Regions from separate parts of the Homo sapiens genome. Here region 2 is linked to region 1. The links are chromatin contacts, found by Hi-C or POLR2A ChIA-PET in ENCODE. All regions are on one chromosome and are shown on one strand. The core of a region is the stretch at or near the end of the contact, and the rest is flanking DNA. Distances in the headings are between cores, read along the strand shown.

Region 1 (6,003 bases), core at 1,150-3,649:
TGTTTTGCACAACCCCCTTTCTAAGTACTTGAAGATCATAAAAGTCTATCAGATCTTAATTCCTAGGTCATTAGTGCTGACCCCAAGACTGCATCATTTCCCTGGGCATTGCTTTGTACAGCCTTTACAGAAATGTTGTGGGTATTTGGAGTGCTGCGTGGAGGGAAGGATGGCAGGATTGAAGAAGGAAGCTTTTCAGAATCCCTCCAAGGGAGAGGAGTCCATGGTCTAATAACCTCATTGTTTCCCTTATCCTTTGACAGTCTGTCTCAAATTCTGTTGGATCCATTTGTCTAATTTAATGGTAAAATTGCTTATAATGGCTCTTCCAGTTCTGGATGCCAGTCACTCAGAGCCTTAATATCATTTTTATATGGCTCCCTCTGGCACTTGAGTGGTGGATCAGAACAGGGAAGGGGCCAAAGGCAAAAGAGCTCAATCAGCAATTGGTCTAACCACTCTTGAGGCAGTAAGAAAGGTGGAGAGTCCCCACCAGGTCCCAGAGTTTGCACTTGGGAGCTCCCAGGCTGGCCCGATAATCCCAAATGCACTTTTGCCCCTGGGTTCCAGATTTGATTATTCTCATCCAAACCATGATTTAAGAACTGGTGTCACAGTGCTAATTCTTGTCTCCAAAGCCCTGTAGAACTCAATCCTCCTCAGTATTAATGGTAACTTATTCCCTAGCTGAATTCTGTACTGAGAGCACATTAATTAAGTTATTCACACACCATTTGGTATGTGGATTGTCTAATTTAAAATCTCTTCTGCAATAGTGCACTAAATGCCCCCTACAAGTCTTTATGATTTGAGAAATTGACTGCACCTGTCCACATTCCTAATTTATACCCAGGAGGCCTTAGGCACTGGCCTAGTGAAGCAAGATAGTATTTCCACTAGACTGTAACAGGGGAAACTGAGGACCTGAGCAAGTGACTTTTTCAAGGTCACAAAGTAAGTCTAACCTAGGGCCATATTCTGGCACACCAAACTATTTAGAGCATAAGGAGACCCTAGGAAGGTTCTGATCAACATCTAACTAGTGTTGGAAATTGAAGTCCAGAGAAATGAATTGCCCAAGGTGACATAGCTGGAAAAGGCCAGTCTAGGTCTGGATCCCAGGGCCCCAGCTTCTCAGATCAGTGTTCCATTTTATTCTACATGCCACATTTTAGCCATGCCGTGATTTTTATTCTTATTTTTTTCTTTTATTTAATCATAGAACCACAAGCTCCGTTCATTCATTCATCCACTCCCTCACTCATTTACAGGAACTCGGATTACTCCAGTGACCTCAAAAGGGAACGGCGAGCCGAGAGCCTGTCCCCTGAGCCCAGTACTTGCAGGATCATCCAGGCCCTGGTGGGTTTGGGGGCAGGACGGTTTCCATCGCCTGCTTCCTTCCCTCCTTTGCCCTCTGCGGCTTCCCTCTTGGTGAAGAGCGGACCTCGTCCCCGTCGTCCTTCTCCCCCCTCCCGTCACCAAGGAGTGGTATGTGCAGGATCAGAGTTCTGGAAAGGTTACACCCGGGTCCTCTCGCCCGGGTGAAATGTGAGCGCCCTGGGCAAAGGCTCCTTGCACATAGAAGGACCGAATCCGGGACTCCGCATGCCTCGCTCTTCACCCTCCTGCCACTAAGTCCGGAGAAGCAGCCCCAGCCCGCCCCTCCCCCGCCCACCTGTCGCCGCCCCCCACCCTTCCGCCGTGGCCCGGCCGCAGCACCTCCCCAGCCCCCACCCTGGCTCCATTGCTTCAGGTCAGCGTCACAGCCCAGGCTCCCGAAATAGCCCGGGGCCGGGGCAGCGACTCACCCACTGGAGAACTTTGATGAAGCCCAGCGGCTCCTCCAGCCGCCGCCAGCGCAGCCCCACGAGTAGGCGGTCCACCTGCGGAGACACAGCCGGCCGGGGGGTCAGGGCGGTGGGGAACCCTGGGAAGGCGCTGGTCCCCTTGCCCCACTCACACGCGGTCCAGGGGTGGGATAAGTGTGCAGCCCGACATCTAGGTGGAGAGGGGCGGGTGAGAGTCCTGGGCGCGCAGGGACTACCTGCTGGCGCGGCGACTTGTCCGCCGTGCGGCCGGCGCTCTCGGTCGAGGACATGCTGGCGCGGCGAGCGCTGGGCGCGGCGTGGTGGCTTGGCTCTCTGGCCGGGAGGCGGCGGACACGGCGGGGGAGCGGGGAGCTGCAGGTCCGGGGCAGAGCAGGCGAGCGGGGCCGGAGCGCGAGCGGCCGTCGGTGGGCCGGAGTCCAGTCTGGCTGGCTGGCTGGCTGGGACGCGGGGGCGCTGCTGTTCGTGCTCTCAGAGGCTGCGGCCGCCGCGGTGCCCCGCCGGCAGCAGAAAGCCCCCGACTCGGATTCAAACTTCTGTCAAACTCGCAGCGAACTTGGCCGCCGGGTCACGTGGCGTGCGCTCCCGAACCCTCCTCCCGCCCCCTCTGCTCCCTTTCTCCGCTCGCCGGGCACCTTAAAGGGACCAGAGGCCTCCGTGGTTAGTTCCGCCGCGGGGCGGGGGGGACTCCGGGTCCTCCTCGCCGAAGCCTCCGGGACCGGTCCCCACCGAGACACCGCGGCCGTCGGAAACCCTAGCCAGGCGCACCTGGACGCACAGGCTTCAGGTTTATCCTTCCCTATTTTCCTGGATTGCAAACTGCCCAGCGCCGGTTTTTCTCCTCTTCCATACCAGAATATCCAGAACGTAAAAGATTCTCAAAAGGCACGATCAGGGCTGTGAAACAAGGTTCTAAGCCTCACGATTAACATACCGCCAGTACCGACAAAAGGGCGATAGAATATAAGCTGCTGATTTTTTATCCTGTCTAGCTAGGTATTGTTTTGATTTTTTTTTAAAACAACAAAAGACATTTGTATGTTAGTGATTTAAAAGTTATTGGCCAGGCTTGGTGGCTCACGCCTGCAATCCCAGCACTTTGGGAGGCCGAGGCCAGAAGATCACGAGGTCAGGAGTTCGAGACCAGTCTGGCCAACATAGTGAAACCCCGTCTCTACTAAAAATACAAAAAATTAGCCGGGTGTGGTGATGTGCGCCTGTAATCCCAGCTACTCAGGAGGCTGAGGCAGGAGAATTGCTTGAACCCGGGAGGTGGAAGTTGCAGTGAGCCGAGATCGCGCCATTGCACTCCAGCCCTGGCGACAGTCCAAGACTCTGTCTCCAAAAAAAAAGTTATTAATCTTTAACAAGTAGAAACTTAATCTCCTTTAAAATGGTCATTACCATTTAAATGAGAGTGAAAAAAGGTCTTTGAGGAATGAGGCGCAAAGAATATATTGAAACGTACTGAAAAGTTGACGTCTGGCTAGGCGCGGTGGCTCAAGCCTGTAATCCCAGCACTTTGGGAGGCGGAGGCGGGTGTATCACTTGAAGCCAGGAGTTCGAGACCAGCCTGGCCAACATGGTGAAACCCTGTCTCTATTAAAAATACAAAAATTAGCAGGGCGTGGTGGCACGTGCCTGTACTCCTAGCTACTCCGAAGGGTAAGGCACGAGAATTACTTGAACCCGGGAGGCGGAGGTTGCAGTGAGCCGAGATTGCACCACTGCACTCCAGCCTGGACAACAGAGCAAGACTGTGTCAAAAAAAAGAAAAAAAGAAAAAGAAAAAAGGCAGACAGAAGTGGGGAGAGAGAGAGAGGAAAAAAAAAGAAAGAAAAAGAACGGGAAGGGAAGGGAAGAAGGGAAGGGAAGGGACTGGTTGGGTTGAAGTCGTTGCATTTTTTTAACTGTAACTTGGTCTCTAACTTTTGAAAAGCATTTGGCAGGGGTGAGCAGTTGAGAATATTCCACACTTGGTTTACGAGAGCATAAATATAAGTAGTAAAAGGTTAAGTGATTTGTCCAAGGACAAATTCCTGTGCACTGGCTTGTAAATATGTATCCGTCTCATCCAAGTCATTCCTGCAGGTCCGCCCCCCCAACCGCTCCCCCCAGCACATCAGAATGAATGCCTTTTGAACAAACATTTGGCTATTATCTATACAAGTCGCTTCCCTATTGAGTAAGTGCCTTCCCAGAGCCTTGGGATTTAGAGAGAGACGTGAGGAAGGCAGCTCGGGCTGGATCAGGCCACATGGACTTGAAGGAAACTTCTCCAGTGGATTTCCATGCAAATCTAGACTAAGCAAGGAACAGCTTAGCCCAGTCCCCAGTCCACAGTTTAAAAATTGTTCTGCCGTCTTAGGTTCCTGTTCTATGGAATAGGGATAATAATTTATGTTCCACTCACTTCACGAAGCTGTCATAAAAATTAAATAGTGTGATATATGTGAATGCCACACTACACAAACACAAAAACATACACATTACCAATGTCTTCAACAATATACATACAGAATACAACACAATCAAAAAAGAATCAGAATAACACAACAAAAATCCACTTACACACCAACCAGCCTTGTTAATCTTTAACTCTTTTTTGTCTCAAATCCATTATTTTCTTTAAATCCATTCTTTAAAAAAGAAAAAAATGCATAAAATTGAAAACCTGTATATCACCTCATGTCACTCCCTCCCTCCTTCCTCCCCAGAAATATCCATTATCCAATTCTGAATTTGTTTTTTTATCAGTCTCATGCATGGTTTACTACTTTTTCTATGTATATAACTATAGGAGCAATACCTAGAAACCCATCAGATGTAGTATTGTTTTTCAAATTGCTTTAAACTTTATCTAAATGGTATCATGCTTTAGGTAACCTTCTTCAACTCACTTTTTTACTTAATGTTGTGTTTGTGAGAGTCATCTAGCCTGATGCCTGTAGCTTTAGTTCATTCCTTTTAGCTATATAGAATTCTATTACATACATACGCATACTGCAGTCTATTTATTCTCATATTGATGGGCATTTAGGTTGTTTCCAAAGATTCTCTCTTACAAACAGCGCTGCACTAAATTTGTACAGACCTCCTTGTGCACATGTACATAGATTTCTACACAGCACTGAATTTCCAACTTTGTGTGTGTGTTTGTGTGTGCACACATGTGCGCTAAACCACAAACCCTGGTAAGAAATAAAATTTTACAACCTGACCCACTATATAAACTGGAACAAAAGTTTTGCAAAACACCCTCATATTTTCTATTCCATTTCATTAAAAAAAAATTCTGGTCACCTGGAGGCAGATCCAGGTTTTGTGGAGCCTAAAGTTAATACAATTTGAGGGCCCCCTTTAAAAAGAGTACAAAATTTTGCCCAGGCGCAGTGTCTCACGCCTGTAATCCCAGCATTTTGGGAGGCCGAGGCAGGTGGATTGCTTGAGGCCAGGAGTTCAAGACCAGGCTGGCCAATGTGGTGCAACCCTGTCTAAAAAATCAGTCGGGTATGGTGGTGAGCACCTGTAATCCCAGCTACTCTGAAGGCAGGAGAATTGCTTGTACCCAGGAGGCAGAGGTTGCAGTGAGCTGAGACCGTGCACTGCACTCCAGCCTGTGAGTCAGAGGGAGACTCTGTCTAAAAAAAAAAAAAAAAGAAAAAGAAAAAAGAAAACGTACACAATTTTGAATACAAAATTAGTAACCAGGACTTGGAAGATGTTTTGTAAGGGTGGGAGGCTGAAGCTTCAGCTTCATTAGTTCCAGGATAAATACCTCTCTAGGTAGACACACTGGAATTAATTTGATGATTCACTAATAGCAGGACTCTACCAGCAGCTTGATAAACATTGCTCTATACCTAAAAGTGAGCCACCTCAGTCATAAGATGTATACATTTTCAACTTTGAGCTTTGACAAATGTATACACCCATATAATCACCACCACGACCAAGATACAGAACATATCAAGCATTCGCAAGAGCCCCTTCCTGCCCTTTTGCAATCAATCTGTAGGCAACCACTTGATCTGCTTTCAGTCATTATAAATCAGTTGTTTTTTCTAGAATTTCAGATAAATGGAATTTACAGTATGTAGTCTTTTGTGTCTGGCTTCTCTCACTCAGCATAATATTTCTGAGATTCATCCATACTGTTGCTTGTAGTTTGCTC
Region 2 (6,474 bases), core at 3,696-6,195, 66 kb before region 1:
TTAGAAAGAGCGCTAGACTGGAGTCAGAAAACCTTGGTTCCAGTTTGGCGCCATTCTATTGGTTGGTGGTAAGACCTTGGCCTGTGAGTTGGCTGTCTGTGAAAATGGGCAAAATTCTTCACTTCCAAGCTTATCTAATAGTGGTAGGGAGCCTGCAAAACAAACATAGCCTGCCTCTCCAGCTTCAGGGAGCTAGCACAGGTAATCACAGCTCATGTGGTGGCCAGCAGGCAAGGCGTCCGTGTCCTGAAGCCCCTCCCAGAGAGCTATTGGGAAAGGCAGTACCAAAGAGGCAGCATGTTCCAGCTGTTGGAACCATCTTGGCTCAGGAGGTCGGCGGGGGAACTGCTTATTCTAGCCTGTGGGCAAATAATAAATAATAATAATAATCATGCTGGCTGGGCACAGTGGCTCACGCCTGTAATTCCAGCACTTTGGGAGGCTGAGGCGGGCAGATGATTTGAGATCAGGAGTTCAAGACCAGCCTGGCCAACATGGCGAAACCCCGTCTCTACTAAAAATACAAAAATTAGCTAGGCATGGTGACACATGCCTGTAATCCCAGCTACTCAGGAGGCTGAGGCAGGAGAATCGCTTGAACCCAGGAGGTGGAGGTTGCAGTGATCTGAGATCGCACCATTGCACTCCAGCCTGGGCAATAAGAGTGAGACTCTGTCTCAAAAAATAATAATAATAAATAATAATAATAATAATGCTACTAGTTCTTGAAGGCCCACTTTGGGAGGCACTTCTTATGCTGTATCTTATTAAATGATCTCAGTCAGGGTGTGGAGTAGCTACTGACAGCACACCCCCAACCCCACCTGCCAGTCCCTCCTTTTAGTAAAGCTTAGCACAATGGAGGGGGCAAGAAGACCAAGATGGAGAAACTGAGTGTGATCCCCCAAACCACATAAGAGATCCATGGCTCACTATGCTGTGCACACACCCAGGAAGGGAATCCTGTTACAGGACGGGGACCAGGCCCTGTTTCCAACAGTGGCACCCCTTCCCTTGGTATCATGGCAGGGCCCTTGCTGCTGAGGACTGATCTTTGCATCCTAGACTTGCTCCCTGGTACAGTTTTACCCAACCCTTGTGCACCAGCACCTCGTGACAGGGTCGTGTCTGCCCATCCACCCTTTTCTGCCCCAGGATGAGACCTGGAAGCCAATCAAGTTTATCTTTCATTCATCCATCCACTTCTTCAATAAACATTGAAGACTTCTTATGTTGCCACTGCCCCCTCCCTAGAGCCCCTTGCCTGCTCAGTGGCACCCACTACCCTCCTTCTCTGCCTTGTGTCAGAATCTGCTCTCAGGAAAGAGGTTGATAAACCCATTTGCACTGATAGCAACTTAATGTGTTCTTTCCCAGGAATATTAACAATTTAACAGGGAACAAAGAGAAGAAGCAGAACGTTGGGATTCCAGCATCGACCAGGGATGTCCCTGAGATCCCACAACATAGACTGCCTGTCAGCCGCCTACTCCCTAGCCAGGCCTCCCCCGCCAAGCTGCTGGCATTGTGTCCTCTTGGCATCCACCTCCATCCGCATGGGCACCCAACCCCCCCGCCCCTGCCAACCAGACAGCAGGCTTACAGCTGGGACCTCCACACCACAGCTCAGTTCCTGGCTTCCTGGGGCCCCCCTGTACCAGCACCAGCCATGCCTGCTTTCCAAGCACTCACCTCACCCTGCCCAGCATCTGGGAGCCAGGCCAAGGGGCTGAGGAGGGAGGCAGAGGAAAGCAGAGGTGAGAGCCCTTCCATTCTCTTTATTCCCCCACTGTCTGGCCTACACCCCCTGCCAGGAGCTGAGATCCAATGGTATATTCAGCCTGCAGCTGCCACTGGTCATGTGAGCCCATTGCTAGGTTACAGGGACCCAAAAATAAATCCTTCCCAACCAGATTAGAAACTGGGGGCCTCGGATGAACCAGGCTCAAAAGAGTGGCAGGAACACCCACAGTGCATGTTTAGGCCAGGCCTGCTATGGACCAGGGCCCTTCCCATGCTGCCCACCTCCTGTCCATCAGCAGGGGCTCAATGCTGGAACCCCACAGAAAAGTCCCAGAGAGCTCCTGGGTCTCCTATTTATTAATAACACAATAAATAGGTCTACAGGTTGAGTGGCCCTTCCTCACTAGCAATCAGGGTAATATCCTCTGCATGTTCTTCCCATCCAACCTTCCCATCATCAGCCTGTCCCTCCACAGGCCCTGCCCTACACCCAGTGCATGGGCAAAGCGAATTAGTCATTTGCCCTGTGGCCTGGGGGCCATCTGCCCTAACAGTCCTTTTCCAGACTCGGGAAGGGAGCTCTGGCAGTAGGCACAGCACTAGGCGTATTCGTGTGAGTAGTCTTACACAATCTTCTCTGTTAGTCTCAATGATTCCATTTACAGATATGGACACTGGGGCTTAGAGAGGTTAAGTGACTTTTGCAGAGCCACACAGTTGAGCAACTGGGGTTCAAACCCCAGATCTATACTATGGGGATGAGGCAAGGAAGAAGACAGGGAAGCACAGTTATGGAAAGGGGAGTTCCCCAAAACCCTTCCCTGGGGCCTGAAAACTTGGCACTTTAATTGCTCTGAATTGGAGGGGAGTTATCTCCCCCTGGAACTTCTTTCACATCCTCCAAGCCAGGACGCAGCTTACCCAGGCCACGTACCTCCTTCCCCATGGCTTTGGGCTCTGTCCCCTTCTCTGGGAAATACTGTCCAGGACCTGGGTGGGGTCATCCCCGGTGCTGAAGCCTGGGGAGGCAGACACAAATCCCCACTGCTCAGCACAACCCTGCTTCAGAAGCTTGACATAGGGCCAGAGTAGCAAAGCTGAAAGGATCACAGGAGGTCAGGTGTCTAACTCCTGATTTTACAGATGAACAGGCCTAGAGTGGAAAGGGAACTTGCCCAGGGCTAGGCTACACAGCTAGAGGGTAAAGGAGGTGCAACCAGAACCCAAGCCTCCGGAGTCCTGCTCCTTTTTTCAGCTTGTCATTAATGGCGCACATTTGGGTTCCTGGGGCCCTTCCTCAACCCACCATATCCCTAGGACCTCCCAGCTGTCTGTTTTCTTCAGCTCCTCCTCCCCAGCAAGGTTCTGAGAAGGCCCAGACACCCCACTTACCTCTGTACTGTCCTTGTCTCCCCATTTTGAGTACATTCCTATGGTCTCCTGAAGCCTGGGAGCACCCTATTCCCACCTCCTTCAGCTCCTAGCAGCCCAAACTGCAGGCTCTATGTCACTCCATTCAAGACATGTTTATTGAGCAACTACTATATGCAAAGCTCTGTATAGGAAGTGAGGAAGAGGGTTACAAAGATTAAACAAATACAGACTTGCCTTCTTGGTGCTTATGTCTAGGATGGGGACAATGCAGGCTGTAAGTGTCAAGGGATGGTGAAATTGCTGGGGAGATTCAAAGGAAAAAGTGAACTTACTTCCTCATGAAATCTAGGAAGACTTCATGAAGGAAGTGGCACGGGTCTTAAAGGAGGAGTAGGATTTTAACTGTGAGTAACTGAAAGAGGCTGAGGACAGTAGTCTAGATGGAAAAAGAAGGCCTACCAAAAATATGGAAATAGCAAGTTTAGGAAATATTAGGGCACTGTGAGTTCTCCAATTTGACTGAAAAATAATCTGGCTGTAGGGAAGAAGTGAGAATAGAAAGGTAGATTTATGGTAGATTTATGGGACTGCGCCCCCTGCAAGCCAGGCTGAGAAGCCAGACTGAGAAGTCAACATAGCAAAATGTCTTGAGCAGGGAAACATAAGGCCACAGATGTGCCCATCTCCTATCTTTTTTTTTTTTTTTTAAGATAGAGTCTCTTTCTGAAACCCAGGCTGGAGTGTGCAGTGGCGCAGACATGGCTCACTGCAGTCTCGACCTCCCAGGCTCAAGTGATCCTCCTGCTTCGGCCTCCCGAGTAGCTGGGACCACAGGTGTGCCACCACACCCAGCTAATTTTTTATTTTTATTTTATTTTATTTTATCTTATTATTTTATTTTTGAGACGGAGTCTCGCTTTATCGCCCAGGCTGGAGTGCACTGGCACGATCTTGGCTCACTGCAAGCCCCACCTCCTGGGTTCACGCCATTCCCCGGCCTCAGCCTCCCGAGTAGCTGGGACTACAGGCGCCCACCACCACACGCGGCTAATTTTTTTTTTTTTTTTTTTTTAGTAGAGACGGGGTTTCGCCATGTTAGCCAGGACAGTCTCAATCTCCTGACCTCATGATCTGCCCGCCTATAGTGATGGGAGTCTCGCCATGTTGCCCAGGCTGGTCTCAAACTCCTGGGCTCAAGCAATCCTCCCACCTTGGCCTCCCAAAATGCTGGGATTCCAGGCCCAGCCTCCTGTCTTTTGGTGGGTCCTTTGATAAGTATTTACTGAACCCACAAGTTCCAGAGCAAGGGGTTGAATCAGAGACGAGGGATTTTCCTTGTCATTCAGGCCCAGAGGGAGAAATAAAAATCCATATAGGTCATCAAGGAGATAGTGCATGTGAATGTGTGACAGAGTGCACTCAGGAGAAAGGGGAGGTCACAGATGAAGTGATACAGCATCAAATGACTCTCATGTTTCTTAGGTGGGGCTCTGAGGATCTTTGGCCCAGGTACTCATGACTGACCATGTCCATTCTTCGGAGAGGAGGGGAAAAGGTGGAGTGGTAATTTGAGTGCCAGGAAATTCTCCCTATAGAGTAATGATATCATAAGAAGCTGTCCAGCCTGTCCTGAGAGGACATGGCATCTGGACTATCGGCTGGTCCTTCCACCCTGGAACGCCCAGTTCAAGGCCTACTTCTTTGGCCCTGGCCTGAAAACAAAAAGAACTGGGCTGGGTTTCCCAACTGAGAGCTCCACAGAGCACTCCCAGCAGTGCCTGGTGTCTGACTCTGGGGGGCACCCCTGCTCTATGTCTCTGGGTCAGTCGCCCCTAACCATCTCATCCTCAGCCAAGCCAACCCCTGCTGAGCCCAAGGGAACCTGACTCTTCCCTGTCCAGGCTGGACACCACTGAGCACAATGATACTGGTCCTGTGACCTCTTTCCCAGACATCTCCTTCCCTCCAAAGTCCTCTCCCTGCGTTCCTGCCCCACCTAAAAATAGCACCCCCCGACTCTTATGCCCATTGGTTGAAGGGAGGGACAGACTTCCAGACCTAGAACTCTGGGGGACTCCTTGGGGATCCAGAGATAGCTTGTGAGTGGCCCCTGGGGTTTCTGGGCGCCCGGGAGGTGGTCAGCCCTCACCCACATGCCTGGGGACCCTACTGCAGAATGGCAAGTGGAAGCTCAGTCTCCTGGATGGCCTCCCCTGGAGGGGTATCCCTGGAGGATGTAAATCAGCATCGCACGAGGCAGGGGTTCCTAGAGGGTGAGGTCCTGGGTGGGAAAGAGGACCCAAGCCTCTCCATTTCCGGCCCCCAGACTGCCTTGACAGCCAGCAACCACAAGGGGGCAGTGTTGGCCACAGAGCTGCAAAGAGTTGACTGCAGTCCCCGGTGACAGGCTTCTCCCCGCCCAACCGCCACCTGCCTTCTCCCTCCTGGAGACCGTGGTCCTATGGTGGTCCTGTGGACTCTGACCTTTTTACACCATCACAGTCGGCTGGGAGGACCAGGCGAGAGGGCCCTGGCTCGTTAAATAAAATCCCTCCTACTCCTAAGAGCTTATGAGGAAGAGATGGGCCGACTGGTGTCCCAGAAGGAGGCCTGAACCGGCGGTCCAGCGTGCATCCACATTTAGTGGGCAGTACGCTTTGGGCTGCTCTCCCAGCTTTTCGGAGCCCCGGCTTTTCGGAGCCCCAGCTTCCAATGAGGGATTGGGCCACGATTTTAGGCATTCTCTAAGGTCCTTTTCCGCCCGAGAATTTGAGCGTCTGAGTCAGCAGCTGCTGTCCTTGAGTGGCTTCTCTCTCCAGGCCCCGGACAGCTTCAGAGGCTCAGTCTGGGTGGGTGGAGGGATACAGGAAACAGCAGTGGGCATTTCTGATCTCTACAAACCAGGCCATTATTCTGGAAACCACAGTCATGAAGAGGTGCAGTCCTAGGACTGGGAAAAGACTGAGAAAGGAATGACCAGGGTCAGCTGGATCTCAGGAAGACCCCTCTCAGGGGCTCCATCTGACTGATTTGTGTGATTGTGTGAATGGCAGGATGGCTGGAAGCTGGCTGAAGAATGCCCTGTCCCAGGCCGTGGAGCTATGTTGAGCTTCCTTGAAGTAGAGGCTGCAGGAAGCCTAGACGTCCCTCCCTTCCGGCCCTCCTTACTCCCAAATCCCCACAACAGTCCCCTTCTCTCCTCCCCGCATTGCTGACACCTGCTTCTAGCTCCCTGCCTGAACCTGAACCTCCACCCACAGAGAGTGGAACCCACAGCCACAGTTCTAGGAGGGGATCCCTGCCTGGCCTTCCTATCCCTAGCCTGTCCTGCCCAGCCCTGTCCCTCCAGACCAGCCT

The links. Hi-C counts contacts between places; a loop is a spot of excess contacts on that map. ChIA-PET counts read pairs that join two places held with the same protein, here RNA polymerase II (POLR2A). Pooled maps may share reads with other maps.
Region 2: a map of ascending aorta shows a loop between it and region 1 (5-fold over the local background). The contact joins the enhancer-like site here to the promoter of SYPL2 in region 1. A Hi-C loop is called at or near these places in 1 of 168 maps with a recorded cell type or tissue (ascending aorta) and 11 of 50 pooled maps. POLR2A ChIA-PET finds 5 or more read pairs at or near these places in 8 of 52 experiments (GM10248, HEK293, T-cell and 4 more).

Annotation. Positions count from the first base shown.
Region 1 is chr1:109,462,942-109,468,944 of GRCh38, reverse strand. SYPL2 (synaptophysin like 2) reads right to left here and starts at 2,399. Exons shown (of 6, transcript NM_001040709.2): 1 at 2,048-2,399; 2 at 1,812-1,886. The coding sequence starts at 2,101. RefSeq lists enhancers at 1,967-2,466, 2,467-2,968.
Region 2 is chr1:109,531,467-109,537,940 of GRCh38, reverse strand. No RefSeq gene overlaps it. Among named protein-coding and RNA genes, the nearest start is that of GPR61, 5.2 kb to the left of the region's middle. Within about 2 kb of position 4,945, at least 16 of the 41 ENCODE cell types and tissues checked have a DNase peak (open chromatin) inside an H3K27ac peak, as active enhancers do; they include ascending aorta, where a contact is called at or near this core.